Linked DNA regions of Homo sapiens: region 1 is linked to region 2. Evidence: read pairs that join two places in POLR2A ChIA-PET (ENCODE). Cell type or tissue: OCI-LY7. All regions are shown on one strand.

Region 1 (2,500 bases), 170 kb before region 2:
AAGAGAAAATGGAAAAACTAAAACTATGTGAAAAGAACTGGTAGTTTCTTCTGAAATGTACTATATATTTCTTAAAAAGACCAGAGGGCAAACATAAACTGAGGAAGAGTTGCCGCATTTTTTTTTTTTAAGATGGAATCTTACTCTGTTGCTCAGGCTGGAGTGCAGTGGTGCAATCTCGGCTCACTGCAATCTCCACCTCCCAGGTTCAAGTGATTCTCCTGCCTCAGCCTCCTGAGTAGCTGAGATTACAGGCACCTGCCACCATGTCCGGCTAATTTTTTGTATTTTTAGTAGAGACAGGGTTTCACCATGTTGGCCAGGCTGGTCTAAAACTCCTGATCTCAAGCAATCCACCCACCTCGGCCTCCCAAAGTGCTGGGATTATAGGCATGAGCTGCCGTGCCTGGCCTTTTTTTTTTTTTTTTTTTTGTGATGGATCTTGCTCTGTCGTCCAGGCTGGATTGCAGTGGCATGATCTCTGTTCACTGCAACCTCTGCCTCCCGGGCTCAAGCGATTCTCCTGCCTCAGCCTCCCAAGTTGCTGGGATTACAGGCATGCACAACCACACCCAGCTCATTTTTGTATTTTTAGTAGAGATGGGGTTTCACCATGTTGGCCAGGCTGGTCTCGAACTCCTGACGTCAAGTAATCCACATGCCCCAGCCTCCCAAAGTGCTGGGATTACAGGCGTGAGCCACCGTGCCTGGCTAAGTTGCCACCTTTTATGTGAAAATATATTAGGATAAAACCATTGATTACAAGAGGTTATACAAAACTAACACTAAGGAATAAAGAAAAGCCAGGCAAGTGATTTTAACAGGGGAGAGAAAAGAATTCAAGACAGACTAAGAAATGGAGTATAAACATTTGGAAAAGAGGCTGGGCTCATACCTATAATCCCAGCACTTTAGGAGTTCGAGGCTACAGTGAGCTATTATTGTCCCCCTGCACTATAGTATGGGTGACAAAAAACTGGAAAAGAATGGAAAACATGAAGAATGGTAGTACAGTTAAACAAATTATACCTGAAAATTTTATGTAGGAGGAAAAAAGCTACTTTAAAATAAACGTGGCCTATAATTTTTTATTTTACCAATTTAAAATATTTTAACATAAAACAAAAGCCTTAAACTGTGTGTGGGGGCCAGGCATGCTGACTCATGACTGTAATCCCGGCACTCTGGGAGGCCGAGGTGGGAGGATTGCTTGAGGCCAGGAGTTTAAGACTAGTCTTGGCAACTACCCTGTCTCTACAAAAACAAAACAAAACAAAACAAAACAAAACAAAACAAAACAAAACAAAACACCGGCTGGGCACGGTGGCTCATGTCTGTAATCCCAGCACTCCGGGAGTCTGAGGCAGGTGGATCATGAGGTCAGGAGTTCAAGACCAGCCTGACCAATATGGTGAAACCCCATCTCTACGAAAAACACAAAAACTAGTCAGGCATGGTGGCACGTGACTGTAGTCCCAGCTACTCGGGAGGCAGAGCCAGAAAAATCGCTTGAACCCAGGAGGCAGACGCCACAGTGAGCTGAGATTGCGCCACTGCACTCCAGCCTGAGTGACAGAGCGAGACTCTGTCTCAAAAAAACAAAAACAAAAACAAAAACAAAACCATGTGTATGTGATTGTTAAAGTAGTTCATTTTTACTGTAAATTCTGAAACATATAGGAAGAAAAAGTCATTTATGAACTCAATATTCAGAGATAACTATGGTTTAACATTTTCATGTATTTCCTTTAGACTATTTTCTATGCTTTCATTTTTATCAGGAAACTATTCTTCCCCCCTTTATTGACTAAACTATGCTTGAGTCCCTGGCAATTTATAAAATTAAAGCTAGTTTTTATATTCATTAATATTTGAAAGATTCTGAGTTTTACTACTAAAGGAATGTTTCTTAATCTCAATGCAACTATGAAAGCAAAAATGGCTTCTTTAGACATAGCTGCATTTCTCTCTTTTTATAAACTATGTACTTGCTACCTAACTCTAGTATTGGATTGTCACTGCAGAGAAGCAGTTTATTGACTGTAGCACATTAGATTTAAATGGATTCCCTGGAAGTGAACCAAGTATTATGAATTCCTTACTTGGCAACCTACTCTATACTGGAAGTAAAAAGTTTTCAGGTAAATATGCATATGATGCATATCTCATAATAATAGGGTTGCCGAGAGATATTTCAAAATAATAGATCCCATTTGCGCTGGTGAAATAAAACAATTTAAGGAAGATGAAGTTGTATTTTACTAGAATAAAATTTCACAGATTTTTCTTTTAGGGATACTCTATTGTGAGGCTGGCACCTCTAATTAATCCTAGTAAAGTATTCAGCCTCTCACTTGCTATCAGGGACCTCTCAAAAATCTGTCCCAGTTCCCATAGCAGGGACTGTAGTTTTGGAAGCAATCTTGGACGTATGTGCTTGACAATAGGCTCCTTAATTGCCACATACTTAAATATTTCAATCTGACTTGAAACAGAAGCC
Region 2 (2,500 bases):
TTAGCCGGGTGTGGTGGTGCACACCTGTAGTCCCAGCTACTTGGGAGGCTGAGGCAGAAGAATCACTTGAACCCGGGAGGCAGAGGTTGCAGTGAGCTGAGATGGCGCCACTGCACTCCAGTCTGGGTGACCGAGCCAGACTCTGTCTCAAAAAAAAAAAAAAAAAAAAAAAAAAAGAAAGAAAGAAATCCAGGGCCAGGGCCAGGGCCAGGGCCAGGGCCAGGGCCAGGCACAGTGGCCCACACCTATAATCCCAGCATTTTGGGAGGCCGAGGCGGGCAGATCACCTGAGATCAGGAGTTCAAGACCAGCCTGACCAACATGGAGAAACCCTGTCTCTACTAACAATACAAAATTAGCCAGGAGTGGTGGCACATGCCTGTAATCCCAGCTACCCGAGAGGCTGAGGCAGAATTGCTTGAACCCGGGAGGTGGAGGTTGCAGTGAGCCGAGATCACACCATTGCACTCCAGCCTGGGCAACAAGAGCAAAACTCAAAAAAAAAAAAAAAAAGAAAGAAATCCAAACAATCAGGACTGATGATATAAAGCAGTGCTTCTCAAGCACCTGCTTGAGTGAGACTTTGCGGGGGTTCTCCCAGAGAGATTCATTCAGTACATCTGGACTATAGGGCCAAAAATATGCATTTTTATCAAGAACCCCAGGTAATTCTGTTGCAGTACCCACACTTTGAGAAAAACTAAAATGAAGATTACTAAACTTCAGTTACTCAGTAATATTCACTAACATTAGATTAATCTTACTTTATATAATGTGTGTGTTCCTCAAGAGATGTATGTAAAATTGCAATCTAATCAAGTGAATTATTTAAAACGCATTACAGAAGTTGACCTTTAAATAATAGCTGTGTTGTATTCTTTTATTAAGAATTCATTCATAAACCAAGCCAGCACATCTTATTTTTCATAAGTTGTTTTTTTTTTTGGGGGGGGCATAGAAAATGTTCTAAGAATTAGGCGGGGTGTGGTGGCTCATGCCTGTAATCCCAGCACTTTGGGAGGCCGAGGCAGGTGGATCACGAGGTCAGGAGTTCGAAACCACCCTGCCAAAATGGTGAAACCCCGTCTCCACTAAAAATACAAAAAATAAAAATAAATTAGCTGGGCATGGTGGTGGGCTCCCGTAATCTCAGCTAGTCTGGAGGCTGAGGCAGGAGAACCACTTGCGCCTGGGAGGCGGAAGTTGTGGTGAGCCAGGGTCGTGCCACTGCACTCCAGCCTGGGCGACAGAGTGATACTCTGTCTGAACAAAAAAGAAAGAAAGAAAGAAAGAAAGAAAGAAAATGTTCTAAGAATTAAGGAGTCCAAGAACTCAATAAGTGAGAAAGAGGGAATCAAAAGAAATGATTTATCCATGACCCCGAAAAAGGATGTGCTATCAATCAGTCTTCTAGGATTTATTTTCCTGTTCAGCTGCACCATTTGCGCCTGTCGAGTTAACATCACTGCATCTGTGTAACCCAAATCCACACAGGCCCTCTCTAATCAGCTTGCACTTAATGAAGCTGCACTAGCCACTTCAATATTAGGCCAAGCAAAGTTTTACATGTTCAGAACTACGACATTTGCATAACCACTGCTGCACTAACACCTTGTAAGTGTCCCTGCTTCTTTACAAAGGTTGATCTGGTGAAGGCTAATTACTCCATCTCATATATCCAATAAGATGAGAAGTTGTTGCTGCTAGTGCTGCTGTTACCATTAATGTGGTATGTGAGGGCGCACACTATAATCCTGGCTCCATAATTTACTGACTGTGTGGTGAGTTATTCAAATTCTCTGTACTTTACTCTCCCTCTATGGAAAAGGGGAATGATAATAACCTACAACATAGAATTGTCATGAAGACGAAATGAAAAAATATATGTAAAGTTATTTGAATAGCTGATGGTGCATGGCAGGCACTTAATAAATACTAGCTATTATCATTACTGTTACAGGTCTGAAATCCAGCTTCACAAATTTTGTCATCTGGTGCTATGCAATACCAAAGAAAAAAAAGACTACAACCACTTTTAAGCAGTGATTCTTTTACTCTCTCCCTTTTAAGAGACACTATTCTAAGATGATTGTATTACCAAACAAAAATTAAGTTTATTTTTAAATAAATGCTTTTTCTCTTACTTTTATCAGTTCTGATCACAATATTATGAGCACGTCATCATAAATGAGAATCTATATTCTAAAAAGGTTAAGAATAACAAATAACATTGAAAAGCCTATGTTCTGAGATTTCTGCTCATGGAACGTTTAAGGCCTTTTACTCCATATTTTACAGGAACCACATGGCTTATGGCTAGAGAATTTAAATAGCTAACACAATATAAAGAAATTTAGAGAAAAATCATTTTTACTCTGAAAGCAACTACAATTATTAAAAATATTAAAATATCAGTTTTAAAGTAAACTCAGAAGTTCAAATTATTTTAACAGAACCATATAGATTTATCATCAATTTAACAGACATTAATCAACAGTAG

Evidence for each region. ChIA-PET counts read pairs that join two places held together with the same protein. Peaks named below come from ENCODE experiments on the same cell type or tissue, not always from the same donor. Only the 100,000 strongest peaks of a DNase experiment are listed, where the experiment ranks them.
Region 1: POLR2A ChIA-PET joins it to region 2 with 13 read pairs; 3 of 35 experiments call an interaction of 5 or more read pairs at or near these places.

The regions. Positions count from the first base shown.
Region 1 is chr2:202,545,714-202,548,213 of GRCh38, reverse strand. All of the region lies in intron 10 of BMPR2 (bone morphogenetic protein receptor type 2), which reads right to left. Among named protein-coding and RNA genes, the nearest start is that of FAM117B, 88 kb to the left of the region's middle. RefSeq lists a silencer at 2,464-2,500. In OCI-LY7, no CTCF peak of the experiment used is centred here; no DNase peak of the experiment used is centred here.
Region 2 is chr2:202,378,642-202,381,141 of GRCh38, reverse strand. All of the region lies in intron 1 of BMPR2 (bone morphogenetic protein receptor type 2), which reads right to left. Among named protein-coding and RNA genes, the nearest start is that of BMPR2, 3.6 kb to the right of the region's middle. In OCI-LY7, no CTCF peak of the experiment used is centred here; a DNase peak (open chromatin) is centred at 1,541; H3K4me3 peaks cover 1,926 bases; H3K27ac peaks cover 1,830 bases.